Linked DNA regions of Homo sapiens: all the other regions are linked to region 1. Evidence: chromatin loops called from intact Hi-C (ENCODE). Cell type or tissue: B cell. All regions are shown on one strand.

Region 1 (8,000 bases):
TCTAGTGAATTCCTAATATTTTCTAAACCCTTATCTTAAATTAAAACCAAATTAAGCAGCTCACTACCTAAAAATCAAAGGACAACGTGCTAGACTTGGAGCTTTTAAGTTTTTCAAAATTACCAAATATGAAAAATTGTATTTGCAAAAACATCAAACAGAACTCAAGTTCTAGAAGCACAAACCATTGAGCAAAGAAAATGGAAATCAGAGTAGGTTTAAGTAGGACAAATATTGTTCTTTGGAATAGAAACTTGTTGCTGAATCTCACCATGGAGCAAAAGACTTACAAACTTTTGAAAAAACAGGGTTCACATGGAAACAGAAACATAACAGGAACTATGATATCAAGACTGACAGATGCCATGTGTCTTCCTAATTCTTTTAAAAGCCATTCTTGGCTATTAAAATGTCAATGTAGGAATAATAAAATACCATTGATTCTAGTTTTCCAGGGGGAATGTTTATGCAGAGGTTTTAAAACTTTAGATGTATAAAAATTTACTAGCACAGAAGGCAGATATGTTGATAACTCCAGCTACTAAGAACTACAGCTCCAGTTACTAGGAATTGACTAGAAAACACTTAAAAAGATGGTAATCACACAGTCATGAGGACTACTTAATAATATAAATCATTATAGCTAACATTTTTTGAGTACTTACTATGTGCCAGGCACTATTTTATTTTTTATTTTTATTTTTTTTTTTTTTGAGACAGAGTCTCACTGTTGCCCAGGCTGGAGTACAATGGTACCATCTCAGCTCACTGCAACCTTTGCCTCCCAGGTTCAAGCAATTCTCCCGCCTCATCCTCCCAAGTAGCTGGGATTACAGGCGCCCACCCCCACACTGGGCTAATTTTTGTATTTTTAGTAGAGACGGGGTTTCACCATGTTGACAAGGCTGGTCTCCAACTCCGGATCTCAGGTGATCCAGCCACCTCGGCCTCCCAAAGTGCTGGGATTATAGCTGTGAGCCGCCGTGCCCAGCCAGGCACTATTTGAAACATTTTCTCTTTAAATTAATTCATTGAAAGCTCACAACAATTCTAAAAGGCAGATATTACTATCATCCCTACTTGAGAAAAATGAGGCACTGAGAGATGAAATAATTTTCAAATTCACACAACTAGTAAGGAGTGAAACTGGCATTTGAACCTAGACAGTCTAAGTCTGGGACTGGAACTCTTACTCTGTATGCTATAATAATTTCCGGTAGCAGAGTCCTGCATGCCAGGACAGGGACAGTCCCCACCTAACAACTAATGGCAGACATAAAACAGAAAATTCTGCCATGTTCATTGGCAAAGGTTCTTATAAACTAGATCCATGCTGCCTGTCTTTGAATGGATCACAGTCAAGGATTCAAAGCCTCCCATGTAAACTCCCAGAAGCATATACAAAGATGAAGATGAGGGAAGCAATAACTATACACAAAGCCTGTACCGACTTGGCTGGGAATGACTTCTAAACTATCACGCGACACAGCTTCCATTCTCTTGAAGCGCTGTTTGCATCTTTTGCCATTTTGCTCTGCCTCTCGAGGTAGTCATGAGGTCCCTGCCTCCTGACCTGGGCCACTCATGACTGTGCATTCCTCTCATAGCCTTGTGCAAAGATTTATGTATGATTTATGCATGATTGGTGCATGATTTATGAACATAACAACATGGGCCATATATGCTTTCCCAAGGGCTGGGTATCGAGCTGGCTCTGGAAGGAGGTGATGGGTGAGGATGTGCTTAGAGCGGGTGAGAAAGCAGCCAAGTGTTGGAGAACAGAGCCAGGCCAGGAGAGACGAAACACATGGGGGAGTGGTTAGCCTGAACCACGGAGCTGTGCTCCAGTGTGACCAAAGAGAGGGTGGTTACTGATGCAGGACCTCAGAGTCTATCCCAGGGAATTCAGAGATTATTCCAAGGGCAATTTGAATCACTGGCTGATCATTCAAAGGGTAGAAGGAAGCTGCTGTGGATTTTGTTTGCTGACACAAGAGCTTCCAAGTCCCAGAGTTAGAATGATCAGAGAGAGAAGCCAAAAGTTGAGAAGCGACTTCCAGGAAGCAGAGAGACACCAAATAAGTCACACATAGGTTTTTTGTTTGTTTGTTTGTTAATTTTTTGAGACAGAGTCCTGCTCTGTCACCCAGGCTGGAGTGCAGTGGCGTGATCTTGGCTCACTGCAACCTCCGCCTCCCAGGTTCAAGTGATTCTCCTGTCTCAGCCTCCCGAGTAGCTGGGACTACAGGTGTGCACCACCACACCCGGCTAATTTTTGTATTTTTAGTAGAGATGGTGTTTCACTACGTTGGCCAGGCTGGTTTCGAACTCCTGACCTCAAGTGATCCAACCGCAGGAACAGTTCCCTGAGGTCTACATATTAAATCCAAGCTCCTTATCTTGACATTTAAGGCCTTCTATGTTCTGACCTGGAACTTCAGCCATATGGACATCTCAACATTCCCCCAAATGTCATTTGCTTTCATTCCTCTGTGCCTTTGCTTATGCTAACGCCTGCCCTTGGATGGCCTTTCTACTGTTTTCTACACAGAGAAATCACCAATGCACTCGCTCTGACAGTGTAACTAATTAATTTCAGTTTGACTTAGTAGAAACTTCATGAGTTAAAAGAGACTGAAAGTGTGACAAAAGCAAGTACTTACTTTCTCTTGGCCTAAATTTCAGAGTTGAAAGTATCCTCAATGGTTTGGAAGGCTCCATTCAAATTCTGCTTACTCTATACTCTCCCTTAAAATTAGCATTTTTTTCCCTCTGATATTCATTTAGTAATTATTTAATTCTGCCTATTCATATTATACTTGCAGCATTTCTTTAAATTTGTCTTCTCTAGATCACATATGCTTTTTTTGAGGTCAAGGACAAGCCTTAGGAAAAATTCTTTTCTTTCCAGCATGCCATTAGTTTTCCACATAGCAGCTGCTCAGTGAATATTTATTGAATCATCAGCCCATGATCATATTATTCTAATTAAAATAAGAGGCTTTTATCAAATGATAATTACATAGTTAATTATGAAGAAATCTGGGAAAAGAGTTGTATTGTTGATCTGAAGTAAACTAAGAGTACAAGAGTCTATTAAATTCCATCAGAAAAGAGTGACAGATACAGTAAATTATTTTAAAGCATTATAGTCATTGCCATTATTTATAAAATGGGTTAATTTTGAGTTTACAAACATAAAATACTTTCAGTACATAAACACAACAAACATTAAGTTGTGATGTGCAATTTCTCTGTCTTTATTTTACTCATGCCTGAAGTTGCTAGGCCTTATATGGGGTGAGGTTAAAAATTCCTCACCCCATATAAAAAGTGACTTCAGTTGGGATTGACAGATGCCTAACCAGGCTTCCTCAAACTGCTCCCAGGCCTAACAAAGGAAATGGGCCATGTCCCAGCGGGACAGGAACCTGGATCCACCCCTGGTCTCTTGTTCCTTCAAGCCTAGGCTGGAAGTGAATGAGGAAACACAGTTTGGGTAGAACTTACAGTGGTTCAGTCATATTCTCTCCAATGGCTCCCCAAAACTTTTCCCAAGTCCTCAGTAAATATTTGGTGATTAACTGATTTTATCATCTGACATTTCTCCTAACATCATTGTTGAAAAAGAAAGTTGGCTGAGATTTACAATGACCCCTTCTCACAAGGTGGGTGGTTGGACTTGGGAAGGAATGAGAACCATTCTATTGATAGAAGAAGAGGCTCTTCCCCAGCTGACATAATGACGGAAATGGTGGTTTAGAAAAAATCTTAAAAATTGCTCAGAGATGATTATAGGCTGTCATTAAGAAATGAGGAAGGAAGGGCTTTCTTTTCGACTACAGGGTGTACAGCTCTACAGACAGAAATTATTATTTTATATTTAGGCCAATGGTAGTCTGTAGGCCTTTGAAATGTAAAAAGCAATAATAACTTAAGTATCTGGTTTGGCTTACAAAGCATCAAGACAGATTACACAGGCCATATATAAAAACCAGGCTCTGTCCTTTATAACATTATTTCACTCATCCCTGAAGTATAACTGAAAATAAATACCTTCCTAAGAGTCTCTTCACACTTAAGTTGTATTTAAATAACTTAAATATAAAAATACCAGTAGATTGAAAAATACTTAAAGGATTTCATGACCAGGTTGGAAGTTCAAGTGTATTAAAAGGAGAGAGAATGAAATAAAAGGGAATTAGAACAGACCATCTCATTAGTCATAAAAAGAAATGAACTTCTGATATGGATAGGTCTTGAAAATACTATACCAAGTGAAATAAGTCAAACAGAAAAGGATAAATATTAGTATTTCAGGTTTCTGAAGTCACTGCTATATTCACTGTGTGCCAACTCTGTGTAGGACAACCGCCATGGTGGATTTAGAGAGTATCAGGCCATGGAGATCTAACTGGGTTCATCATCCAGATGAGGGAGGACTATGGGGAAAGTGAACAATGCATGCGCTGGGTTGCGGAAGAGCAACACAGCCCACATTCCAGTGTTCACAGGAGGCAGGGATCTGTGAGCTGAAGCAGCTTTCCAAAAGCAGGAGAACAGAATTCCTGAAATCACACAGGCACGAAAATAACCGTGATTTCACTCAACAAACCAAATAACTTGTTTGCAACATAAAACGTGCAAATGTTTGTTCCTGATTAGATCTTTGAGAGAGTGAGTGGGGAAATCATCTCCAGTAAAGACATCCTATGATAATTTTCACTCCTAATCCAGAGTTTCATTTTGCACCCTTCCTCTCACATCCTCCACACCTTTTGGAATAGCTGAAGCCCAGGAAGGGCATGTCTTAGTGTGCTGAATGGCAGGCTACTCATACACAAATATATGCATGCTTACTTTATTTGGACAGAAGCACTAGAGAAGTATAGTTACATTTGATATTTGGAGGTGAAAACTATGAACCACTGAAATAAACCTCTATGTTCCGTTTCCTCACTCTAGTGAGGTATGAAAAGCCTTCTTGAAGTAGTAGCAGCTTCTGTTTCGGTTGACTGCTGTCAGTTCCTGAGCCCAGCACCGAGAAACAGTAACGATGTTGGTGGGGCCAAGATGTGGTGCAGTGTATGCTGCTTGGGTGATGGGCGCACCAGGATCCCACACATCTCCACTAAAGAACTTACTCATGTAACCAAATACCACCTGTACCCCCAATTACTTATGGAAAAATAAAATTTAAAAAAATCCAAAATAAAATAAATAACAGTTATGAGTTTAAAGAACCTGTCTCAAGTCACACTGTTGAGCAGCCAGGAGACTCCCATCACCCTCAGTAATAAACACCATCAAAAGGTCACTAAAGGCAGGAACTAGCCATTGTCAGATTTCCTGAGTTCACTTCTGACATGGTACAGTAAAATGCTTATAATATTCAACACATGGCCATTTTATATTTACCAATTCTATGGAGTGGGAAACAATTGCAACTATAAATTTTAATGTCAAAAGAAAATATTATTCCAGAGAATAAAGAACTAAAGCTCAAAGATCATATTACTTCTTCTTCTTCTGTTTTTCTTTTTTTTTTTTTTTTTGAGACAGAGTTTCGCTCTTGTTGCCCAGGCTGGAGTGCAATGGCACAATCTCAGCTCACTGCAACCTCTGCCTCCCGGGTTCAAGTGATTCTCCTGCCTCAGCCTCCTGTGTAGCTGGCATTACAGGCATGTGCCACCATGCACGGCTAATCTTTTGCATTTAGTAGAGACCACCATGTTGGTCAGGCTGGTCTCGAACTCCTGACCTCAGGTGACCCACCCACCTTGGCCTCCCAAAGTGCCGGAATTACAGGCATGAGCCACCATGCCCGGCCAAAATCTGTTTTCTGAAACATAAAAGTAAAACCTTAAGAATCATCCATCTGTCCATCTCAGGATAAATTTGTTAAGTATTTTTTCTATGCCAGGTCCTGGACTAAATGTTAGAGACAAAAAGATTTTTTTAACAAAGATTAACATATGGTTCCTGCCTTTAAAGAACTAACTGAAAAGAAATACCTTCCTAAGAGTCTCTTCACACTTAAGTTATATTTAAATAACTTAAATATAAAAATACCAGTAGGTTGAAAAATACTTAAAGGATTTCATGACCAGGTTGGAAATTCAAGTGTACTAAAAGGAGAGAGAATGAAATAAAAGGGAATTAGAACAGACCATCTCATTAGTCATAAAATGAAATGAACTTCTGATATGGATGGGTCTTGAACATACTATACTGAGTGAAATAAGTCAAACAGAAAAGGACAAATATTAGATAATTCCACTCATACAAAATGTCTAGTAAATTCCCAGAGGAGAATGGGCAAATTCATAGAGACAGAAAACAGATTAGAAGTTATCAAAGACAGGACAAGAGGAGAACAGAGTTACTGCTTAATGGTTACAGAATTTTTGTTTGGGGTGATAAAAAGTTATAAAAATACTGGTGATGGTTGCATAACATTGTGAATACAACTAATGCCACTGAATTGCACATTTAAAATGGTTAAAATGGCAAATTTTATGTTATGTATATTTTACCACAGCTTAAAAAGTAAATAATGTAATATACCAAAAACCATTGAATTGTACACTTTAAATGGTAAATTGTGTGGCACCTGAATTATATCTCAAGACACTGTTTTTTAAAAAATCTCTTACATGTTAGCATAGTTTTTACTATGTTTTTACTTTGTTACCTTGCAAAGCTCTGAATATTGTTACAGAAATTTGTCAAATTTATCAGGAGAGTATGAGATAAGAGAGAAAATGTTAGATTAAATGGTTGGGCTTGGTGGCTTATGGCTGTAATCCCAAAGAGAGAAGGCCTCTTTGGGAGGCCAACGCAGGTGGATCACCTGAGGTCAGGAGTTCAAGACTAGCCTGGCCAATATGGTGAAGCCCTGTTTCTACTAAAAAATACAAAAATTAGCCAAGCATGGTGGAGCATGCCTGTAATCTCAGCTACTCAGGAGGCTGAGGTATGAGAATCACTTGAACCCGGGAGGCGGAGGTTGCGGTGAGCCAAGATCACGCCACTACACTCCAGCCTGGGTGACAGAGTGAGACTCCTTCTCAAAAAATAAAATAAAAAAAAAAACAAAGGAAGAAAATGTAAGATTAAGAGTCTGGGACATGTGATTCCAGGCCTGCTTTGCCACTTTATTGACTGTGCTGCCTGAAGCTCAGTAATCAACTTCCCTGAGCTCTGTTTTCTCATCTGAGAAGCAAAGGAGCAAAATCAGATGATTAATTTTTTAAATACTGTGATTCGCACTTCTTACGGAATGCCTAGGTTTTACAAATAATCACTCATCCTTTGGCAGTTAAGAACATAGAACAGCCTTGTCTCGTTTGGATACCTGGTTAAATGACAAATTTACTATTTTGCAGTGAATACTTATCAGGCTATTTTCAAAAGAGTTTCTTGGCTGGACTCTTCTTGAATATAGCCAGCCTGAAAAGTATGGCTGGAAACCACTGTCCAAACAAAACAGATGATAACATTTGTTTTTTATACCTCTTAAAAGTAGATTAGCTATAGATCAGAGCATGCCGCTGCCTAAAAAAATGTCTGGTATATATTTGCTTTCAATACATATTTGTTGAAATGCAAGAACACTCGTGTTTACTCCCTAGGAGACTCTCAGGGCGTGGGGTCAGATGAGAGCATGGAGGGGCAGCAGGCCAGCTCTGAGAGCCCCTGGGAGTCTATGACTTCTATGCTCAGACTTGCTTCCTCAGCTGGCACTGTGTTCCTCCCATGGGTCCATCGTCGGCAAGACCAAAGAGCTCCCTTCTAGTAAGTACCATTAAGGAGTCCAAGGTCCAGACAGAAGAGAACGAGGTCAGGTATTTCCAAAGTATTTCATTCTAATGAAAATTTATTTCAGAAAAAGGCCATAATAACCCTTTGAACTAAGTTAACAAGAAAGCTATATTTTTGTCACTAGTTCTATTGTTGCCTCAAAACGATAGTAACAAAACAGAAAATAAAAAGAATTA
Region 2 (8,000 bases), 51 kb after region 1:
CTCCACACTATTTAGAGCCTTAAAAAATAACTTCCAGTGATGTTAAAATTATTCCATTTTCTACATAAAGGTCTCATATATCTTTCACTAGATGTATTTCTAGGGATCTTTCTGTTGTTCCTGGAGAAGTTACCTTTTAAAAAATATCCTGTTTTTTTCTAGAAAGGATATTACTAACTTAAAAAAATATATTTGGAAATACCAAGAAAAGTTGTAAAAATAAGAAGAATACAAAAAACACTATCGGCTGGGCACAGTGGCTCATGCCTGTAATCCCAGCACTTTGGGAGGCTAAGGTAGGTGGATCACAAGGTCAGGAGTTCAAGACCAGCCTGACCAATGTGGTGAAGCCCTGACTCTACTAAAAATACAAAAATTAGCCGGGTGTGGGAGTAGCCTGTAATCCCAGATACTCAGGAGGCTGAGGCAGGAAAATCACTTGAACCCAGGAGGCAGAGGTTGCAGTGAGCCAAGATTGCGCCACTGCACTCCAGCCTGGGTGACAGAGTGAGACTCTGTAACAAAAAAAAAAAAAAAAAACACGAAAAGAAAAAAACCACTCTCTTTTCCTAGCTCTTCCTTGTCAAATGTTTATTGACTTTATTAGTTCTTTAATAGGGCCAAATTCTGGTTCTGGCATGCTATAGGCACATATAATTCTTTGGCTATAAGCAAGAAAATCCACCAGCTACAGAATTCACAATGGAAACTGGCTGACCAAAGTAGGAAGGGAGAGAATGTCAACTCAACAAATCACCTGAATTTTTCATTCATGGAGGTAATTTATTTAAATACCTCAAAATTCGTTTATCCACTTAACAAATATTTACGATTATGTACAAACATCCATTTCTATTCTCAGAGACCTCCAAAGACAGACACACGCTCTATAGCTTTCCTTGCAAATTCAAGTCAATTTTAATTTCTAATTTGATATTTGCAAACGGCCATTTCTTCTTTTGAAAAAAAAAAAAGTGGGTGTCAATCACTTAGGGGGAAAAAATCCTAGAATTTGAAAGTGGAAACCACAGAGGAGAGGTACAAATCTTTTAGTAGCTATTTCTTAGCCTCCTAACCAGTAGATACATGAGTTTTACTCATCATTTGATTCAATTATGTAGTGAATGCCTGGTATGAGCCGGGCATTACGCAGGCATGAGGAATTGCAAAGTGAATAAAGTATGGTATCTTCAAGAAACACGGCTCACATTTTGGAAAAGCTACATACATCAAGCAGTTTTTAATCCATTGAATTGTTTTCAGTGGTGCTTTGACAGATATATCAGGAAAGATTTGTCAAAAGAAAGGTTCTCCCCACCCAATCTAGATATTGTATATCAGATTTGCCTGTCTCATCAGGCACCACATGCTGCATGTAAATGCAATTTATGAAATGAGTTGAGCTTTTAAGATGAGTTCAGTTTCCAGTTTGTATCAATTCCTAGGTTCCACAGGACACACACCAATATGAGGCAGGACTGATTGAGGTTCTTACTACATTATTAAGATGTGTTACACTGATACCAGATACTTCCAGAATCTGGGCTAGATTTCATGGTAAGTTGACTGTGAGCTTTTAAAAAGGAAACTAAAAGCAGACAAACAGCAAGAACTCAACACCAAATTTTGATGGTCCAGACCTTAGATTTTTACCATTTCCTGTTTATTTTTTTTAAACAGGCTAAAAGTTGGCATAGTTACCTGGCAAAGGATAATTAATTCTAATACTTAATTAGAGATGAGGCATTCCAGTAGGTGACCTCTTCCTCATATTCCTTGGTATGTCTCTCTGTTTTTCATACTTACAGCAAAGACGGCCTCTTAATAAAGAAAAGCTGGCCAAAGAACTGGGGATTCCGTCACTATTTTCCTTAAGTTTTTAAAGTTGGAGGGGATGCTGGGCAAAAATGCAAAAAGTAGGGAATGTTTCTTCAATGAATGAGCTTCACTTAAGTACCGCTACTATTACAGGTGCTGTTATAGGCACTGGGGTTACATAGAAAAATACTGAACCACTGCCTAAGACATCAGGTTCTTGAAGGGTTACATACCAGGAGACAAACTGGATAGCAGCTATATTACAAGTGCTGTAATACAGTTATCAATGCTTTTAGTTGAGCAACCTGTGCTACTCCTAAAATGCCTTGAATGCATCCAACATTTGAGCACCAACAGCATACCAGTGCAGGTGCTAAGGATGCAGCCATGATTGGGACAGATTCAGTCCTTACCATCACAGGACCTTTAGCCAGTGGGATGGCTGGCACAGCATTAAAGACAATGCCCAAAGGCAACTGTAGTTATACAGTAAACTTTTAAAAGCATAACAAAATACAACTTTAATATTAAAATCTTGGTCTTGGCAGCATTCCAGTGGAGGAAAATTATGGGTAAAACAAGATTTTCCAGAGATACTCAAGTCCAGGCATAAATAAGGAAAAGGAAGGTGATTATGAAAGTTAGCAAGGTTTTGGCAGATTCTACACGTAATAAAATGGAGGAAGCCACAGAAACTGAGCAACATTTTCTAAGCAGAAAAATTTTATAAGCACCACCTTTTATAGAGTTCAAGAGCTTCTTTCAATCTAGGTCAATAACTTCAAGCAATTCAGAATGTGTTAACAAGCAGTGAAAATGAATGTTAATTAAAATAATAAAATTCCCTCAAATGAACAGAATTCAGCTGGCTGTGGTTTCCAAAGTTGTACTATCTCATAAGTCAAATAGATTTAATAAGGGGAAACAGGACATTAGGTTTCTTGTGCCACTTATTTAATAAACTAATATTTTAGGAGATAACTTTAAAATCTGAATTTGTATTCACCCATTTATTTAATGGTGAAGCACAGTTTTTTTTTACCCAGGCTTCTGTAAAAATATACTTTATTCGGGAAATGTGTTACATCACTTGAAAAAAAAAAGGGTTACTTACATCACTTGAAAATATTCTATTTAGAAAGGTAATTTCCTTTTGCTTTTTTTTTTTTTTTTTTTTTTTGCCTTTTCACATCAGTCAAGTAAAACAGGCTTTGACATATTGGTTTTTTAAAAAGAGAACTTCCAAATATATCACAGAGTTTTTATTTAACATCTATCCTGAGGCTATTTCAGATGAGCTTTCAGTTTCAGGGGAGGGAAAAAGGAAACATGGATACGAAGGGCTGGCTTCCAATAAAACGTTTTACACTTACTACCAAACAGTGATTTATTCATCCACACGTTCCACAGCACCACAGCCACCAGCACTTCCTGGAAATCTTTGGTTTTGCTAACATGGACCATTTTTACTTCTAAAAAAAGGGGAACTGTTCATATTGAATATTGTAGCCCATGAGGAAAGTAAGAGAGACAACTGACATATGCAGAAACACCTTGCCATTTTCAATCCGGACTTGAGAAAACTTTTACTTTCACTAAACCTTCATTAGCATATCTAACATGTGCTTACACGGTTATTTTGCTGATCTTAAAATGGTTCAAAACTGAATATGATTACCATTTCAAAAATCTTTCATAGAGTCTGAACTTCACAGATCATCTCTTTTGCACAATATTTTTGCTTTCCTTCACAGAAACCATCAGGGTTTTCGTCAATCTATCTTGCCAGTTTAGACTATATTAAACTTGTTTATTTTAGAATAATTTTATTTAGAATATAGATATGTATGGTTTCTAGTTTCTAACTCCATGAACAGAGTAATATTTCTCCAGATTCTGTTTATGTGCATGTTCAGCCAAGATATCTTCACTACATAAAACGTAAAAGAGCCTCTAATAGTGGGGGCATTTGGCTGTGTGTGGAGTTAAGCCCAGATCAAAGGGCAGGACACTTGTAGTGCACAGATAAGCTAGAGCATTCTCTAGCCACAAGTTTTTCACTATGAAACTGACATTTAGTGCCCACTAAACAACTGACATATAGTACTCCTGCCATAAAATTAGTTAGATTTGCACTTTCTGATCTAAATATTCAGCAACTATAGGTATTTCTTTAACATCTGTCCCCAATATTAGACCACAGGAGACCCCATTTCTCTGTGTACCACAGCATGCCCGATGCCCAGCACATGGCAGATGCTCACAAATAATTGTTAAATGAATAACCAAGCAGAATGTGCTCACTGGATTTAGTGGCATGAGGTCAGTGAGAGCAGTTTTGGGAAATTGTAAGGGCTAAAGTGGAAACAGTTCAGGGCGACGAGTGAAACACCATGTATCTTACACAAGGCCTGAGAGGAGGGAAGTAGAAAGAGCTAGCGTGGTGTGGGTATTCCAAGCAGGGTTTTGCGTGGGAGAGTCCGGATGATATATAAATGGTGACAAGATAGATCTTTTAGAGAGGAAGGGGTAGAAAATACTGAAAAAGGAAGAGTAAGCCAAAGCATCCCTGAAAATACAGGAAGAATGAGGACCCAGGGACCAGTGTTAATTAAGATGGGGACACGTTTGCTGTTATGACAAAGGCAGGAACATGATGGTTCTTGGTAGATGTGGTGGCAGGCCATGGCCCTGTGTGTTCTCAAGTGATTTCTATTTGCTCGGAGAAGTAAAAGTCAAGATCATCTTCTGAAAAAGTTGGGCAAGCCTGCGCATTTGGGAAGAGTTGGGAAAATTATAATTAAGTCATTTAGGAGAGTCAGTCATGAGCTGACTAGAAAAAAAATAGAAAGTCTGTCAATATCACATTCTGCACCATCAACAATCAGGTGATCGGTCCTACTGGCGGGACGCCGGCCTGGGCATGTGCTTAGCAGACAGCAGGTAGGGCCAGATGGGTAACCCTACAGGGAAAGCAGTGGCTTTGGAATCGAAAGATTTGGGCCCAAGGCCAAGATCTGCTATTAAGGAGCTGTCCGACTTGGAGGAGTCATTTCACTTCTTTAGGCCTTAGGGTTTTTCCATTTACAAAATGACAGAGTTGCGTAGAAACCTCCGAGGTCCCTTCTAGCCCTAAAAGGACTCTTTATAAAATAACCAGCAAATTAGTCTAATGGCAGCATCATTGATACAGAATAAAAGTTCAGAATTGAACAGGAACCATAATTCCTGCCTGGTCCATGGCTCCATTGCTTTCCGACATGCATTACACAAGACCTCCCCTCTGGTCTGCCTCCCAGTCTACTTGCACCCTGACAGCTACACGATAAACATGATCATATGGAGTTCTTTGCTTCAATCCTTCCCATGGTCCCCATCACTATGTAGATGAGCCCAGACTCTTCAGGCCAGCCCAGGAAGCTCTTGGTCATCGGTTCCCACTCACCTGCCTGCTTCATTGTCTCATTGAAATACTAACTGCAAAATTGTTTTTCAAAATAAAAAAAAAAAAGGATAGGAACAGATTTGTTAAAGGACATAAAATTACAGCTAGACAGGATGAATAAATTCTAGTGTTCTAGATCACCAGAGGATGACTGTAATTAACAATAATACGTAGTTCCAAATAGCTAGAAGGATACTGAATATTCCAAACACAAAAAAATGATAAATGTTGCAGATGATGAACATCATTATGTATTCCATGAATATGTTCATTGTCAATTTCTTAAAAATTAAAAAAGAAAAATAGAGAAATATATAGCATTTTTAAAAATTAATGCATTAATAAGGGTTATTTGAATCCCTTAAACATACCCATCCTCTATTCTAGTGGCATATATATTGTCTTGCTATTTTAAGACAGTTCAATTTTAAAACACTGTACTCAGAGATTGGGGCCAAGCGGTTCTCAGCAGCAACAGTGAAAATTTTGTGGCTGGGTTAAAATATACTAAAGTGAATTCTTTTCACTTTCTAAGGTGAGTACAATATAAGTTAAAGCCTTCCCAAAAGAAATGGGCTTTCCAGAGGAAGTGAAGACAGAATATAAATAACATTCCCCACTCATTAAAAGAATGGTATTCAATGATGTTTACACATGTGGTTATCACTCTTTAAACTTAAGTCTAAATATACTTTTAAAGCTGTAGGTAAAGTAGTAATTTACTGAAGCCAAACCACAAAGAAATTTCAGGAATGCATCCAGGTTATATAATTCTATTCCCTGCTATATAAAGAGAATTCTAATAGCTTCTATTTTGGTCATCTATTCACCAGTTTTGACTTAGAACTGATTTTTGGAACATAAAATAATTTGAGAAATTAAGTTTCAGTTTAATTAAGTTTTTAGGTAAGAGGCAGAAATGTAAGCTCCCCACCACTGAACAGCAATTGTTACACAAGGGGTACCTGGCAAGGGGGCTTCTACCTGCCCCCAGAACTCTCCATCCTCTCCCTCTCATGTTTGGGAATTTTCTTGTCCTCTTGACACCTTTATTTACCTTCATTTCAGAAATTCTACACTAGCAGGAGTGACCCTGGCAAGAGAGGGAGGGGCAATGAGAAGAAAGGTTCAAGCAAGGGTCAATGAATGTTAGGAAAAAATCAGCTTCTGGCTGAGTGGTAGGGGGAGGGGTGGTGTTCCAGAACCTTCTGTGTACTTGAGGTGGAAGGAGGGCAATTGGACTAGCTTTTACAGAAGACTTGGGAGATGGAAGGAAACACATTAAAAAACGACATGAGAGCACAGGAGGTAGGAAAGACTAAATTATTCCAGGGAGCCATAAGACACCTAACTTAGCCGGAGCTGCGGCCTTGGTGGAAAACAGAAATACATTCTATCTAAAATTTAATAAATTCAGTATGTGCTTCTGATGCTGGAAAATAAAAATTCTAAGCAATCCAAGAAGATCATCTTTGAAGAACAATACCTTCTTAAGGGCCAGGGCAATATCCATAGATATTCACTCTCCTTTCCTGGAAAGAATAACAAGAATGAGAAAGCGCTCAGATTTTAAACAAGTAAGTGCCAAAATATAAATCTAATGGACTAAATGATAGCATTTATATGGCTAAGCCCTCATTCAGTAGGCTGGAAAATTTAAGCCAAGGAAATCTCTAATACATACAATAAAAAACAAAGAGAAGGAAAATAATAAAGAATCGCTTTCAAGAGGCCTAAAATCCACCTACTCGATTTCTAGGTGAAGATACATTAATATTAGTGGGGAGAAAATATCCTAAGCTAGAGAAGACTTCAGATAGTAAAGCTCAAAAATAAAAGGACCGATGACAAAAAGATAGTGGTGAAATTTTAGAACTAAGGATAAAGCAAAAAGTCCTATATGGTTCAAAGAGGTAAAAAGACACACACACACTCACACACACAATCAACTATGTCGTAAGTCTAACATCAGACTTATTGGCTACACTAGATTGTAGGTATCAGAGGTGCAATGCCTTCAAAGTTCAGAAACAATAATTTTGAATCTAGACTGAAATAATCAAGTGTGAAAGCAAAATCAGACATTTTCAAACATGCAATAACAGTGCTTACCATCTATGCATATTATACATCAAAAGTTACTCAAAGGGAGGAGCCTACCAAATGAAAAAAGGAATCTAAGGAAGAGGATGACATGAAATTAAAAAAGTAAAAAAAAAAACCCAAAAACAAACAAACAAACAAAAAACAGTAAAAGCTAAATATAACCCCAAAGCAGAGAAATGTCTATAAAGAAGTGAAGCTACTGGGAAAATCTCCTTCAAGTGGCAAAATTTCATGACCCACGATGGGAGTTCTTTCTCTATGGATCTAATTCTATTACTCGGCTCCGCAGTGAATAATATTTGCATAATGGCTTTAGGTTTTCAGAAGCCACTCAGAGACAAAACAAAAAACATATTCATAGTTTGGCTATAGAAATAAGAAATAAGTGTATTAACTGTGACACTGTAATAGGCAGAGTCTAGCTAATTGGGAGGTCATGAGTAGGGTGACAGACCCTCTTGGGACCAAGGGGGTTCCCGCATATGGGACTTTCAGAGCTAAAACTGGGAAAGTCCTGTGTAAACCAGGACTAGTTTGACATCTTAGTCATAGGGTAGAAGAAATGAATAAAGGATGCTAATGTCATTTTTCAGACCAAGGTTCAATAGATGCTTTAGAAAAGAAATAAGTT
Region 3 (8,000 bases), 51 kb before region 1:
TACAAATGTAGGTGGAAATTTTAGCATTAGAAACTCACTGATATGTTAAGTCTCCTTGGCATACTAAGAGTTTCACATTCATAGCAAATGCTATAGTTTATGCAAGAATATTTGACCAAATTATGCAAATCCTTTCAGTAAAAAACTTCCTACAACTATTTACAAGTAATCATGCTAGTTTTCAACAATATAAATCAACTCTCATACTACTAAGAGTTTAAAATTCTTTCAAGCCATTTTGTTTTCTTATAAGATGGAAATTAAAAGTGAATTAAGGATATTTGTGGCAGTTTTTATTAGTCTTATTTAACACTAACGGAAGACCATGTTTTTTTGGCAAGGGTCTATCATAGAACTCTTTAATCTTCTAGTCTGAGTAAAGGGGAGGAAGAAGCGGTGAAACCTATTTGTAACAAGTCATAATACTCCAAAGAATAGGTACAGTCAGTTCTGCTATGATGTTTGTTTTGAAAACATGAATTTGTTCCCACGAGATTAATATGTTAGGGAACAATTTGAACATAATTCTCATTTCTGAATTTTGCTTTTGCAAGATTTCACCCATGAGAAACACTGGGTGAATGCAGAAAATTGCATCTAGTGACAGCAGCATAGGAACAAAACACGAAGGCTCCCGACAACCTAGCGGCTATCTTGGTCTCCCCTGAGTGCATTTGGAACCTGGCCCATTCACATCAGTCTGTCAACTCCCAGCCCGTGGCAGGTGACCCTCCCCGTTGACAAGGCATAAGCTGCAGCTCTGCCCACAGCCTCCCCTCTTTAATTTTCTCTTTCCTCTCAGTCTATCTTATATTTTTCTTCTTTGTTCTCTATTCTTTTAATCTTTTTCTCCCTCTCTTGCTTCCTTTTGTTCTCCAGGGTGGCCGGTGTGGGCAGCTGGTGGCTTCCATAAACTTCAAATCTTTTTCAAGGTGAAGTTCCCTATTTACTATAGCATGTATGTATGTCTTAATCATTTGTCATGTATAAAACTATGCCTCCATTTTTGACTTTTTTTCTATATGTGTCATGGATGAATTTTTGAGTGTTGTTCTTGGTACCCCATTTTTCTCCGCATGTGATTTTGCTTTTTTTTTTTTTTTGAGATGGAGTCTCGCTCTGTCACCCAGGCTGGAGTGCAGCGGCGTGATCTAGGCTCACTGCAACCTCTGCCTCCCAGGTTCAAGCGATTCTCCTGCCTCAGCCTCCTGAGTAGCTGGGATTACAGGTGCCTGCCACCACACCCAGCTAATTTTTGTATTTTTAGTAGAGCCGGGGTTTCACCATGGTGGCCAGGCTGGTCTTGAACTCCTGACCTGAAGTGAACCACCTGCCTCGGCCTCCCACAGTGCATGAGCCACAGGCATGAGCCACTGTGGCTGGCCAAAGTGCGTGATTTTTGAGAACACATATGTTATGCGTCATAGAGTTCAAGCACCACAAAACGACGTTTTGGTCACTGATGGACTGCAGATATGATGGTCCCATGTGATTATAATACTGCATTTTCACTGTACCTTTTCTGTGCTTAGATACACAAATGCCATTGTGTTTTAGTTGCCTACATTATTCAGTATAGTAAGATGCTGTATAGGTTTGTAGCCTAGAAGCAAAGGGTTATACCATATAGCCTAGGTGTGTGGTAGGCTGTACAATCTAGGTTTTGTAAGTAAACTCTATGATGCCTGTATAATGGTAAAATCACCTGACATTTCTCAGAACACATTGCTGTCATTAAGTGACACATGGCTGCATTACTGCAGGACTGATCATAGGTACTTTGAAACTCACATAGCTCTTTCCCTCTATCATCTATACTCTCCTTCTTGGGTCTTAGACATTTGATATGGGAGTAAAAACAATCCCTGTGTATAATATATTTTCAGATCATGCATTCTTGCAACCGGGGAAGAATGGCCTACAAAGCCTGATTGGGACCACATATATCCCGGATTTCCTTGGACTGACTCAACTATTTGTCCCAGCTCCAAGTTTCAAGAAGCCAGTCAAGATTGTCAGGAATTCAAAGGTGACCTTGCCATTATCTGAGATTTAGTGTTTCTCAGGGTGACACTGAGGGATGTCACCACATTCATAATTATCATACCAAGAAGTGATTACACTATGGCCACAAAGTTCTTGGTAATTTGAAAACTGTACCACAAGTAAAGGTTAACAATGTAAATTTGTTCTCTAAAAGTCCACCTCTGAAAAGATGTGAGCTGACTTCAATTTCTTATGGAAAAGCATCCACAACAATGTGGGTTGATTTGGGGAGTGCAAGTCTTAAAAATGCAGTAAAAATTTTTTAATAATTTGTTTTTTTTAACTGCCTACTTTTTCTTCTGGTGCCCACGTTCTCATTTTGGCTTCTTGGAATGGCTACAGAAATGAGGTTAAAAGAAGGGCAGGGGCCAGGCGCGGTGGCTCACACCTGTAATCCCAACACTTTGGGAGGCCGAGGCAGGCAGATCACGAGGTTAGGAGATTGAGACCATCCTGGCTAACTCGGTGAAACCCCATCTCTACTAAAAATACCAAAAATTAGCTGAACACGGTGGCATGCACCTGTAGTCCCAGCTACTTGGGAGGCTAAGGCAGGAGAATCACTTGAACCCGGGAGGCGGGGCTTGCAGTGAGCAGAGATTGTGCCACTGCACTCCAACCTGGGCGACAGAGCGAGATTCCATCTCAACAACAACAACAACAAAAATAAAAAATAAAAAGTAAGATGAAGGGCGAGGCAGTACAAGGGAGGGCATTCAGTTTTCTTACAAACTTTATCAATGTGACAATGAACCTTCAGCTTCCAAGCATCGTTCTATTAGGTATCTGATGGCTTTCGTCCATTACCCTTATTGATTCCCTCCCACTCACAAGGTTTTCAGAATGCTACCAAGATAAGCACAATCCCTGCCTTTGAACTAGGCTAGACCCAATATTTATTAGCCTGAAACACTAACTATGGTGTTAAATAATTTCACAGAGCCCTACTGGCAGGTCAAATGAACTGGAATGAGTAGAAAAAAAAGGAGGGGGTGGGAGGTAATCAGGAATGATGGGAGAAAGGGTAGGGAATAGGGGTGGAGACATAGAAGAAGGGAGAGAGGAACAGTAGGAGATACATTGGTCTGAAGCCCTAAATAAAGAATGCATTTAAAACATTTTATGAGGTTATTTAGTAGAGACAGTAATGTTCATCTCAGCAGGTAAGCACCACCAAAATCTTTCTTACTTTCTTCCTTATTTATTTATTTTTTGAGATGGAGTCTTGCTCCGTTGCCCAGGCTGGAGTGCAGTGATGCAATCTCAGCTTACTGCAACCTCCACCTCCCGGGCTCAAGTGATTCTCCTGCCTCAGCCTCCTGAGTAGCTGGGACTACAGGCATGCACCACCACTTCCGGCTAATTTTTTTTTTGGATTTTTAGTAGAGACAGGGTTTCACCATGCTGGTCAGGCTGGTCTTGAACTCCTGACCTCAAATGACCTGCCTGCCTTGGCTGTCCCAAAGTGCTGGGATTACAGGCATGAGCCGCCACACCCAGCCTCTTCCTTTTTATTTTTAGTGAGGGTGGTGGGGGATACACCATCACTAAATGATAGGTTTTACAATGAGAATGGCTTTGTTATACATAATGCATGCCAGAAACTGCAGGTTGTTTACAAAAATTGTTTCCTACCTTCTTTGGACACACGGCTAGACTGCACCTCCCATCCTCCCTTATAGGATGTAGCCAGGTAACAAGATTCTCATTGGGAGTTTGAGAAAAGGGATGTGCATCAGTTCTGTCTGTCTCAGAAACCTTCCCCGTATGTATCTCCATGTCTCCTTGCCCGTCTAGTTGACTGGGATGGCAACCTCAGAAGCCATGTCCTGAAGACAGCAAGGCCTCCTCAGCCTGGGTCCTTGAATGACTGCATGGAGGAGTGCTGCTCCTCCTCACCTGAACACTTGCAAAGGATGGTTACAGGACAAAGAAAGAAACTTGGGTGAAGTCACTAGATTTGGAGATCTGTATGTTACTGATATAGTTTGGATCTGTGTCCCCGCCCAAACCTCATATTGAAATGTAATTCCCCGTGTTGGAGGTGGGGCCTGGTGGGAGGTGACTGGATCATGGGGGCGGATTTCTCAGGACAGTGAGTGAGCTCTCGTAAGATCTGGTTGAGTGTGCGGGCCCTCCCTGCGCTCTTTTTTTTTTTTTTTTTTTTTTTTTTTTGAGATGGAGTCTCACTCTATTGCCTAGGCTGGAGTGCAATGGCGCTATCTTGGCTCATTGCAACCTCTGCCTCCCAGGTTCAACTGATTCTCCCGCCTCAGTCTCCCCAGTAGCTGGGATTACAGGTGCACACCACCACACTCGGCTAATTTTTGTACTTTTAGTAGAGACAGGGTTTCACCATGTTGGCCAGGCTGGTCTTGAACTCCTGACATCGTGATCCGCCCACCTCGGCCTCCCCGAGTGCTGGATTCCAGGCGTGAGCCACTGCACCTGGCCACCACGTTCTCTCCTGACATGTGTCATGCCTACTCCCTGTTCGCCTTCTGCCATGGTTGGAGGCTTCCTGAGACCTCATCAGAAGCAGATGCTACTGTGCTTCCTGTAAAGCCTGCAGAACCATCAGCCAAATACATTTCTTTTCTTCATAAATTACCCAGTCTCAGGTATTTCTTTATAGCAACACAAGAATGGCCTAATATAGTTACTGTGGCTTAGCCTATCCTTAATGAAACACTATGTGTTCCAGATATTTAAAGCTGTCATTTTCAACCAGGGACAATTTTGTCCTCCAGGGGGCACTTGGCAATGGCTAGAGACATTTTTGGTCGTCACAAGTGGGGACGGTGGTGGTTCTATTAGCTTCTAATGGATAGAAGTCAGCCTTGCTGCTAAACGTTCCTACAACGTACACAACTCTCCCTCATAGCCAAGAACTATGCAGTCCAGAACGTCTATGGTACTGCTGGTGCCTGCTCTAGAGAGATTAAGAAGAGGGCTGAACTTTGAACCTTCTGTTATAGTCAAAGGGGAGGTATGCAGTGAAAGCAGTGGGTTTCGGAGAAAGGCCTGCTTTTCAGTTCCAGCTCAACCACTAGCCAACTATGTGACCTGGGGGATAAGTCACTTTGTCCTCTGTACATTCAATATTCTCATGCTAAAATAGGAATTAAACTAGTACCCACATGATGGGACAGTGAGTGAGCAAATTAAGTGCCTAGTGCCTGATACATGGTAAGTGCTCAAATATTAATTGCTGCTAATGTTATTTTTTAGTGTTTTTGTATTATTGAGGCGTCTATCTAGAAAATTTAGAAATGGTAGCTGAATAGTATGTTTATAGCTGCGGGAATCTATTGAGGTGATGGGGATGGTTACAAAACTTAAGATGTCACAAGACACTCATTGCCTACATTTTGACTCAAGATCTAGCCATAAAAGTTTGGAGCAAATAACCCAACCTGACATCAGTCACAAAGTACACATGAACTCTTGTGTTCAGCCGACAGCTACTTTTGCAGAGCAACTCTGCAAATCTCAACTCATTTTGCTCTCACCGAATGCTGCCCACCTTGAACTGTTTTCATTGGTCATTAGCAATCAATCAGCAGGTATTTATATCACATTCAAAATGGGCAAACCCATTAGAAATGAAAAGAAGTGAAAGATCAGTTCTCCCTGCCCTCCTTCCCAGATCAGGTTGCAGTATGAAGATATGAACACTCAAAATCACTCACTGTTGCCACCTTCTAGGTTTGTGCTGCTGTTGTTGAGGTGGTGAAAGACGAGAGTAAGGTTAAGGTAAGGTGGGGAATAAGGGGTCATAATAACAACAACAATAACACAGAGATATGGAAATATGTAGTCAAAGTGAGATTTTTGAGAGATTATGTAAAATGATTAGATGTACTATTTAAGGAGTGACTCCGAAATAAGCAGAAAACTAACACGTTTGTCTCCAAATTATCATAGATATTAAATGGTTTTAAGAAAGATCTCATTCACCCGTTACGATAAAATCCCTTGGAGGAAAAAAATAGACACATTCACATAAAAGTGCTCAAATGCCTCATAAAAAAGTACATTAAATGATGCCAAGTACCACAGTGTAAGTTCCTTATTAAATCCACCCACATAACGAGCCTTCATTTAAAACAATCCCTACCAACTCCTACGCTTGAGCATGGAACACATTTTTCTCCCTCGGTATTTAAAAAACGTTAGTCTAAGTGAACCTTGTAAGAAGTGTCCAATAAATGTTATTTAAATTGGAGGGAAAATATGGAGAGAAGATATCTGTTAAGTAAAAAGACAATAAAATCTGCGACAATTCCCCTCTTCTCAACAGCCTTCTTTCTTGGTGCAAAACCTGCCTCTTTTAGTCCAGCATCCTAAGCAGGTAAGGCTGGGCCAGGGAATGCCTATGCACAACCATTCCACTATGGCTAAGGAAAAAGAGTAAGATGCACACTGCCCTTTCCATACCAAACAATTTTGTCTCTCTAGCAGGATCAATGGGAAGACAGGCTTAATCAGAAACCACCTCCACACTTGACAGTACTGTCCTCAAGGGAGGGGTGCCCCCAGGACAAAAGCCAACTCAGATTCCATTTCATCCAAGTCACAGACATCTCACAGGGCTAAGAGCTAAGTGTCCAGGCAGAGTATGTGCTGAAATCACTGCACAAGCTCTCTGGGCCTGAATCCTGGATTTCCTTCTTTCATTCTGCACAAATTTTGGAGAAGGTTTGCTTCCCCAGCATAAGACAGTTTTCAATTAATTGGATATCACCAGTACAAAGAGAAGCCTCTTCTAGGCTATGGCAGTGGGGAGAATAGCTTTCAATGTGTTTCAGGGCACTAAGTGTGTGAAAAACACCCTTCTCTCTTTTATCTTCCCTGACACTGTCTGTACGATCACTCAATAAACAAAGAGTCCACATAGACTAACGAACACAGAGCTTGGGGTTGGTGATCACCATTCTAATCCTTGTTTAGCTACAGTTTTGAATAATGCTGAATGCTTCCCATAAAGATATGCTTATGCTTCTGCTGTTTAAATTTTGAACATCAAGGCTAGAATACTTATGGTTTTTTTTGTTTTTTTGTTTTTTTTTTTGACAGAGTCTCACTCTGTTGCTCCAGCTGGAATGCAATGGCACGATCTCGGCTCACTGCAACCTCCGCCTCCTAGGTTCAAGCCATTCTCCTGCCTCAGCCTTCTAAGCGGCTGGGACTACAGGCATGCACCACCATACCCAGCTAATTTTTGTATTTTTAGTAGAGATGGAGTTTCACCATGTTGGCCTGGCTGGTCTCAAACTCCTGACCTCAAGTGATCTGCCTACTTCGGCCTCCCAAAGTGCTGGGATTACAGGCATGAGCCACTGCTCCTGGCCCCATTACTTAGCTTTTTTTTTAAAATACACTTTATGGATAAAGGTCCATGAAAAGGATATTAGCTCTCTGGCATATAATGGAAAGAGATAAAATCACGTTGTAATTAACAATTCAGCCCCTTTTTTCACTAAATGTCCTCAATATCACCAAATATGGCTTAATTTAGTATCTCTCAGAGCTCAACGATGCCATTCTGTAGTAGAAATGTAACTTCTAATTACACAGCATTAACATTATGAACTATTTTAAAACTTTACTAACAGGTTACAACAGGCCGTGAACTATATCTGAGGCCAAATCTTATGAGGTTCTCAAAAGCTCTTTTATAGATCATTTAGAAAGATTAAAGACACCCACCCTACCCCTGACAGCCCGTGCCCAGTCAATCGAAGGTCCCATTAAACATTAAACAAACCCTTATTTTCTGCTTTCCAACTATGGATTTCTATCTCTCCACAAATTGTATCATTGGCAATTTAACTTTTAAAACTTGCTTTCATATTTATCATCTCATTTTATCTGTGAATGCAGTTAGGGGCATATATAAAATAGAAATAACAGCTCCATTGTTCCTTTGACTACGGTTCACAGTCAAGATC
Region 4 (8,000 bases), 68 kb after region 1:
GTTTAGTTGCTACTATTCTTTCACAAGCTTTCCTGAGTTTACTAATGGTTGAGCACAAAGATATTTAACTTCAGGTTATAGTTTCATGTAACCTAGACCTACAATGGGGGTAAAAATACAAAACACACACACACGCACACACACATACACATACACACACACAGTGTGGTATGCAAATGGAATGGAACTACTCTTAACTCTTGGTAGGATATTGTCCTTCATGAATCTCAAACGATGGGCTTGAATTGCTTGTGTGCCTTTGAGCCCTTCTGAAATGGAATTTACACGCACCTCCCCAAAGAGCTTTACTTATCTTGGGTGGTGTCATGAATGAACCTTAGAAACAAAAAATGCTTGCCAGCAGGGTACATCTGAAGCCCTTAAAGCATCAGAAAATGTGAATTAACCAACATGGTGCAGCAGGCCGGAGATTTACCCTTCACTCCGGAGAGCCCGGCAGTAAACAGAGACAGAGCACATGTTCTGGTGTCCCCAACGCCCCTTCGCAGGCAGACACACAGATCGAGACAGACTCCTGATCCCGAGGCGTCAATGGAACGTCCAAGGTCAGCATGGCGAGTTCTCCTTCAGGAGAGACCACACTGAAGCTCAGCTGGCCATGGAACTCTGAGCCTTCGCCTGAAGGCCTCTGAAGATAACACCCTTTCTTTAGGCAAATCTACAGTGCCTTAGTATCTCTCTCTATTCCTTAACGGAAACAAAATATGAGCCTTCTTACAGACCCTTTTTGTCTTTCTTGCTGGCCCTCAGGAGATCTTATGCATTTTGTACAACAGACCCCCCGCCCCCCGCCCCACAATGGCCTATGTTGCATAACTTACTTGCCATCGTGGTGCCTTTGCAGTTTTTTCATCACCCCCACAAACACTTCTGCTGGTATGGAACCTTTGAAATTAATGTGCAATTCTCTATCACTCCTCATCCCAACATATTTCATCATGCATCCCCCCATGACATCTTCCTACAGAACCACAAGCCATTATGATACCTGAAAAAAGTACCAAGAATTCCATAACATCATCTAATATCCAGTTGTGTCTGTCATGGGCTGAAGTGTGCCTCCCCCAAATTCATATGTTGAAGTCCTAGCCCCTGGTAAATGAGAATGTAACTTTATTTGGAACTAGGGTCTTTAAAGAGATGATTGAAGACTGGGCATGATGGCTCATGCCTGTAATCCCAGCACTTTGCAGGGCCGAGGTGGGCAGATCACTTGAGGTCAGGAGTTCGAGACCAGCCTGGCCAACATGGTGAAACCCCATCTTTACTAAAAATACAAAAAATTAGCCAGGCATGGTGGTGCATGCCTGTAATCCCAGCTACTCAGGAGGCTGAGGCAGGAGAATCACTTGAACCCAGGAGGCAGAGGTTGCAGTGAGCCAAGATTGCACCACTGCACTCCAGCCTGGGTGACAAGAGTGCAACTCTGTCACTTAAAAAAAAAGAGAGAGATGATTAAGGTAAAATGAGGTCCTTAGGATGAGCCCTAATCCATTATGACTGGTGTTCCCATACTAAGAGGAGATCAGGACACAGACACACACAGAGGGACCACCATGTAACGACACAGGGAGAAGACAGTATCTGCAAGCAAAGGAGGCCTCAGAAGAAACAACCCTGCGAAGAAACAACCCTGCTAACACCTTCATCTTGGAATTCCAGCCTCCAGAACTGTGAGAAAATATATTTCTGTCATTGAAGCCACCCAGGCAATGGTACTTTGTTATGGTAGACCTAGCAAATAAATATACTCTTCTAAACTTATTTTATAGTTTTTAAAAAATCCATTTTTTTTTTTTGAGATGGAGTCTCACTCTGTAGCTCAGGCTGGAGTGCAGTGGCACGATCTTGGCTCACTGCAACCTCCGCCTCCTGGGTTCAGGCAATTTTAGTCTGGCTAATTTTCATATTTTTAATAGAGACGGGGTTTTGCCATGTTGGCCAGGCTGATCTCAAACTTCTGACCTCAAGTGATCTGCCTGCCTTGGCCTCCCAAAGTGTTGGGATTACAGAAGTGAGCCACCACGCCTGGCCTAAAAAAATCTTTAATTAACCAAATTTTATCCATTATACTTAGTTGTTATGAAAAAAATCACAGGCTTTTATTTCAGCCAAACTGGATTTCAAGTATGAAATTCGTACAAGGTGCCTTTGAAGTGAATTCCTTATTTCTAGGCTTCACTTTCCTCATCAGAGACACCAGCCAACACTGCCTGCTGTTGTTGAAGTGAGGCCGACTGTGGTGACAACTGAGAAAAAAAAAATTCTATGAAAGTGTTGGTGCATAGAAAGTTTTCAGCAAATGTCCCTCTCATTCCTTAATCCAAACAGAAATCCACAGGTTTCTGTTGGAAGTAAGGATGAAGAACTGATGGCTATGCCTCCAGGAGCCATCACGATGATAATCATCACCCTACTGTACTTTGCAAAGTAAAATCGTCCTGGCTGAATTTCTTAAGAGGCTGTCCTATAGCAGTCACATTGCTAGGTGCTCCATAGGACGGAAGACCTCCTTTACTCATGAAGAGTAAGAGTCCTTTACTCATGGGGCTCGAGTGTTGAGGATGTGGGAGGGAGAGGCAAGGTTGCCTGCAATGGGAGTCCCTTGTTGGGGAGGGGAGGATCCTGGAGACAAGAAGCAGAGATAGGCAGGGTGTGAGGGCCCCTGAGCGAAGGCAGCAGCACCCCCAAGGCCCAGGCACCTCCAGACTGCCTGGAGCACAGGGCTTTGAATAGGTCAGTATTGGGAGAAAGACCTGGAACAGGAGGTTAGGGTCTTATTCAGGGATGAGGCTCAGAATGAGAAATGTGTAATAAATTCTACAGCACCATGTAGTCACTGCAGGATCTTACATGAGGATTGTGCCTAACATAGATGATCCTTTTCAATTAGCCATCGCTATGGTTCCAGAAGCTTAAGAAACCTATAATCTAATACATTAATCTGATAAGGCGTTATTACTGCATCCAGCTCAACTGCTGTGACATTCTGTAACCACTGTGCACAGCTTAACTGGAGATTTAAGACACATTGAAGATTCTGTTTTCCTCCTTGAGTAGGTGTTTTTAGGTTGATATAAAACTTCATCATACATACACATGCACAGTGACCTCCAAAAGCCCAATACCACAGGGCAGCACGGTAAACAGGTCGCTGCAGCCTCGGATGCTCAGAGAGGCACATGACAAACGTGTGGGTCTGGCTGGGTGAAGACAGAGGCAGTGGCAAGGCCATGCGATCCAAACACAAACCTCGTGAATAGGCTGAAAAAGAGCACCACAATTGTACAGTGCACACGTGGGGGGCCTGAGGCCAACTCTGCTGTCCGTTTGCAGTACGCGCAAGGGCTGAACACTGGATTAGAAGGGAAGAGAACTAATTTCTAGTTCTGCTTCTACTACTTAATAGATACGTGAGTTTGAGACCTGGAGTTCCCACTGGAAAACTACAGAGAATGCCAGTTGACCTGCCTCATCATCTGATCATTACAGGCCGCCTGACACATAAAAGGCATGCGACATTTGTTATTTGCGTGATGTGCTTGCCCGTTAAAAGGGTGCTGATGGAGGACGCAGGTGCTACCTTCTCATAAAACACTACTGAAGAACCCAACAGCCAAGCTCTCACAAAACCAGGTCAAGTGTTTTTCCCCAAGGTTATTTAACTTGCAAAATGAAATGAAACAAGACTTCCCATCTGTTTTCCTCTTTCTGGCTGCACCTGTGTGGTTGAAGGCAATGATAACATCAGATGTGATTTCAGTGTCATTTGATGAATTATATTCAAGTGAGGCCTGGGGTAGGGAGAAGTGAAACCTCAAGAATGTGTCATTGACATACAGGATACTTAACACAAACAACAGAAGCAGAAGTGGCCTCAACAAGCTTCTGCGCTCATTTCCTACAGAGAAAAAAAAAAAAAAGATGCTCATTAAGAACCCATATCTATTGGACACAAAAGGAAGTGCCGCCTCCCCTCTTCTCTAATAGACTGGCTCAAACAATGCAGTTGACCAAGTCTTTTTCCCTGAGAGGGGGGATGCCACTACAAAACTCCCTCTTTGTTTTTCTATCTTCTAAAAGGGTCTTACATGGTATTACGAACTCAGGAGATCTTGAGAGAAACATTTGCTGATTTTAAATTTCAACTTATAGAAAAATTGTCCAATCTCCTGCAGTGGCAAAACACCATCAACACAACGAAATGAACCTAGGGCAGAGGATGCCTAGAGGAACACATCCTGTAGAAGTAACTTGTCCTTGAACAAAACCTGTTGGAGGTGATTAGGGGATCCGTCAGAGGTTCCTACTAATTCTGTCTACACTGGGAGGGGGAGGCTGGTGAGGGGTGGAAATGGCATCTGAGTATTGTCTTATTACTGAAGGGTGGGCTCTGGGGTTCATCCCAGTAACCTAACTCAGAACAGTGGTAGGGTGGGGAGAATTCCGGAGGTGGCTCTATGCTGCCTGGGAAGCTCTGGCACCAAAAGAGTACCCATGGGGAATGGGGTACAGGCACAGGATGGGTGACCCACCAAGCTGCCCACACACTAAAACACAGCCTGGTGTCTCTAGTCATTTTGATTTTTGCAAATTTAAAAAAAAATTAAGGCTGGGAATGTTGCCTCTTTGTTACTGAAAGTAGTATAACATACTAATTTATTATTCTTTACCTTTGGGCCAAAATTACCCCTCACCACAGCATGTAGAAGAGTGCCCATATAACATGTTGGCTTTTATTGAGATTCATTCACTTAACAAAATTATATACATCTGAGACCCCACAGCATGATAGGCTCATTCAGCTCTCTGCTCCCTTCCGTCTGATATAACACAAAGTGTTGGCTGGCACAACCAAGCTGACCCCAGGTGTGGACAGAGCTCTCGGAGGAGGAAATGGTATTAGGGAGAAGTAAGGGAATCAGAGCCTCAAATATGAGTTGGATTCAAATGTGCATCTCTTACCTACAGCTCAAGGTTAACTGCAACTCACACAACAGTTCTGGACGCAACACGGTAAGACCAGGTAATGAACTGTAACGTGTTCAAGTCATAAGATGTTACCTTAGCAGAAAACAGACATCGAAGTAAACAGAACAAGATGTGTAGCACAAATGATGACAGATGTACATTTGGACAGCACTCATAACCATATATTCAAATAGGTCACTAATGGTCCGTGTTATTGCTCAATAACATCATCTACACTCATTTAGTATTTCCCAGTTTTCAAATTGCGGGCTTATAGTGTTTAAAGTGATTTGTGCCAGCCAGGCATGGTGGCTCACACCTGTAATCCTAGCACTTTGGGAGGCTAAGGCTGGAGGATCACTTGAGGTCAGGAGTTCAAGACTAGCCTGGCCAACATGGTGAAACCCCGACTCTACTAAAAATAGAAAAATTAGCTGGGTGTGGTGGCATAGGCCTGTAATTCCAGCTACTCGGGAAGCTGAGGCAGGAGAACCGCCTGAACCCAGGAGGTGGAGGTTGCAGTGAGCCGAGATTGTGCCACTGTATTCCAGCCTGGGCAACAGAGTGAGACTCCATCTCAAAAAAAAAAAAAAAAATTGATTTGTGCCACAAAAGCCCCTGAGGTGGTAAAACTAATAGGAACCCATGTGTCAAAAAGGGAAGCTGATATTCAGAGAGGTTGTGACTTTTATTATCTCCTAGCAAAGCAACAGCCCCAGAGTCTGACACTCTGGAACACGGCCTTCTTGCACAAATGCTGGACCCTCACCAACCATCATTCCTGTACATAATTATATCAAGTCCTACTACTTCTACTTGTCAGGCCCCACTCTAAGCACATTGCCAGTATTAATGACTCTTTGCAACAACTCCAGGAGTTTGTGACCATTATTAAATTCATTTTAAAGGTAGAAAACTGAGGCACAGAGAGACTAAAGTCAGGAACTTAGAGATTCAATCCAAGAGAGGCCAAAGGTTTTCCCTTGTTGTCAGAGGCAGGATAAATTGCATTGTTTTATTTCCTTCTTCAGGTTATGAACAACCAAGTTTTATTTGGGTGTTCCTAAGAGAGACTCTCTCCAATCTCAATTCATTCTCTCTCCCATTCTTCATGGCACTGATCATTTCTCATAATATCTGATGTTCCCTTGTTTGTAATGTCTCTTGTAGAGATTGCAAACCCCACGAGGGCAGAGCCTCCGTTCTGTCTCCCTTATATCCCAAATGCATGGTGCAACTGATTGATGCCTGGCACAAAACGGGTATAGAGATATTTGCTGAATGAACACACATATAGACATACAGTCCTCCTAACAGCAGAAATAGACCAATTTTTGAAAATAGGTAAGTCAAGTCAGTAAGATCTGGCAATTTAAAAGACAAGCAAAACAGAACACACAATTGGCTCTGTTTACCCTCCAGTTGGAATAAGTGGGTGTGGAGGGCCCGATGGCCATAGAGGGAGTGACAGTGTTTACATAGAGCCCTTCCCCTCTTGCACAAATACTGAAGGGGTCTGGGGGGACAAAGGACAGGCCAGGTTGCAGCAGCAATCTCTTCCCTGATCAAGACCCACTAGGTCTGGCCTGGGCACAGCCTGGAGTCAGCAGAGCTGAGGTGCTTCTGAGTAGCGGTGTCTTCCTTGGAGAGAAACGCTGTCAGGCCTCCCAGTATTCAGGGCTCCCTGCCCAGGGCCAGTGAAGGACTTTGGGAAATACAGGCTTAGAATTATTTCTAACAATCAAACCGAAATTGTTGTTTTTCTTTCCATTCACCCACACGAAAATCCCCTTTCAGATTAAAAACACAATAAAAGTTATAAAAAATATACACAAGAAAATAAACACAATAAAAATAAACACAAAGACAAAAAACAAAAATATGAAATGTGTAATGATTGTGTGATTGTGACCAAATAAACGATAATACATATACAGAAAATGCAGCATCATAAATGCTGGTGTTAATGAGATAACAAAAACGTGTGGAAACACTCTCCTTAATTCAAAACACACCTTTTAGGAAAAAGACATCAATTTATGCCCTCAAACTATAAGCAGTCAAGCAGTAAATGGGCTGTTGTCTAAAAGACCTGTCATCTCAGCCAAAACTGAGAGCTGGTTTTTACCATGTGCTCCTATGAGAAGTGGAGTAGCGCTATCCTAAGCCCTGGTCCCTGGAGCTGTGAAGAACATAATGTAGAAGGGTGAAAGAAAAAAGAACCTTTTTTCTTTTATGACTGGCTAAAGAAAGCATCCAGAAGCACACATTTTATTTTCTTTACCCCTGTACTTCCTCTCACTCCTGCTCCATAAAAGCTGCCTTATGTCTGCAAAAGCTCCCTGCTCCCAAACTGCCTTCTATGCCCTTCATCATCTGTTCCCTTGGTATGAAGCATCTCAGTGGGTATCAGGAATAAAGCAGTCAACACTCAATTAATTCAGATGAAACTGTGTCAGAAAAACATCTATGACCAGTTGTATGAGTTTCTATTGCCCTCCAAGGCAGCAGGAATTTGGAGTCACTGGTTTCCTGAGCTGGATGATGGACATCAGAAAGACACAAGGATGAAGAATGCTTTAAAAAGACTCTACAAGGCAGAAGAAGGGAGAATGAAAGAATGCAACAGCATTTATGGGGCAGAGGGCAGGGAGGTGCGGAGGTGGGAAAGGCGAACGCAGGCAGGGGTGCTAAAGTGCAAAGGAGACCACTGGAAGGAGAAACTGAGTGCAAAACTCAGATGACCTTTGAACGCCCTCCCCTAAACCCAAACGTCTCTAGCTCAAATGGATCTCTCGTTGAATTTTGAGAAAGGGCCATCATTTGAGTCAAATTGTCCAGGATCTGTTCCCAAAGTAAGTCTGAACTGTTTTTTCTTTTTCTTTTTTTAGAGACAGGATGTTACTCTATTGCCCAGGCTGGAGTGCGTGGTGCAATCACAGCTAACCACAGCCTTGACTTCCCGGGATCAAGCAATCCTCCAGTCTCAGCCTCTGGAGTAGCTGGAA

The links. Peaks named below come from ENCODE experiments on the same cell type or tissue, not always from the same donor. Only the 100,000 strongest peaks of a DNase experiment are listed, where the experiment ranks them.
Region 2: a loop joins it to region 1, with 2.8 times the contacts of the local background. A loop is called at or near these places in 4 of 110 quality-filtered maps.
Region 3: it touches region 1 in a loop (4-fold over the local background); 7 of 110 quality-filtered maps call a loop at or near these places.
Region 4: a loop joins it to region 1, with 4 times the contacts of the local background. A loop is called at or near these places in 9 of 110 quality-filtered maps.

The regions. Positions count from the first base shown.
Region 1 is chr6:150,687,411-150,695,410 of GRCh38, reverse strand. The region is part of intron 2 of PLEKHG1 (pleckstrin homology and RhoGEF domain containing G1); the gene reads right to left. Among named protein-coding and RNA genes, the nearest start is that of PLEKHG1, 92 kb to the right of the region's middle. RefSeq lists a silencer at 4,930-5,029. In B cell, no CTCF peak of the experiment used is centred here; DNase peaks (open chromatin) are centred at 3,760 and 5,010; H3K4me3 peaks cover 1,687 bases; H3K27ac peaks cover 8,000 bases.
Region 2 is chr6:150,636,875-150,644,874 of GRCh38, reverse strand. The region is part of intron 1 of PLEKHG1 (pleckstrin homology and RhoGEF domain containing G1); the gene reads right to left. Among named protein-coding and RNA genes, the nearest start is that of PLEKHG1, 41 kb to the right of the region's middle. RefSeq lists an enhancer at 7,762-7,981. In B cell, no CTCF peak of the experiment used is centred here; DNase peaks (open chromatin) are centred at 1,544, 3,254, 4,274, 7,834 and 1 weaker place; H3K4me3 peaks cover 3,643 bases; H3K27ac peaks cover 7,763 bases.
Region 3 is chr6:150,738,786-150,746,785 of GRCh38, reverse strand. All of the region lies in intron 3 of PLEKHG1 (pleckstrin homology and RhoGEF domain containing G1), which reads right to left. It overlaps LOC124901430 (a long non-coding RNA gene), which reads left to right and starts at 810. Exons shown (of 3, transcript XR_007059811.1): 1 at 810-932; 2 at 1,887-2,029; 3 at 3,844-7,121. RefSeq lists enhancers at 3,793-4,293, 4,294-4,794. In B cell, CTCF peaks have their summits at 4,594 and 4,794 (motif pointing right); a DNase peak (open chromatin) is centred at 4,815; H3K27ac peaks cover 2,235 bases.
Region 4 is chr6:150,618,964-150,626,963 of GRCh38, reverse strand. The region is part of intron 1 of PLEKHG1 (pleckstrin homology and RhoGEF domain containing G1); the gene reads right to left. Among named protein-coding and RNA genes, the nearest start is that of PLEKHG1, 23 kb to the right of the region's middle. RefSeq lists an enhancer at 3,257-4,286. In B cell, no CTCF peak of the experiment used is centred here; DNase peaks (open chromatin) are centred at 2,591, 3,643, 5,073 and 5,673; H3K4me3 peaks cover 1,583 bases; H3K27ac peaks cover 7,360 bases.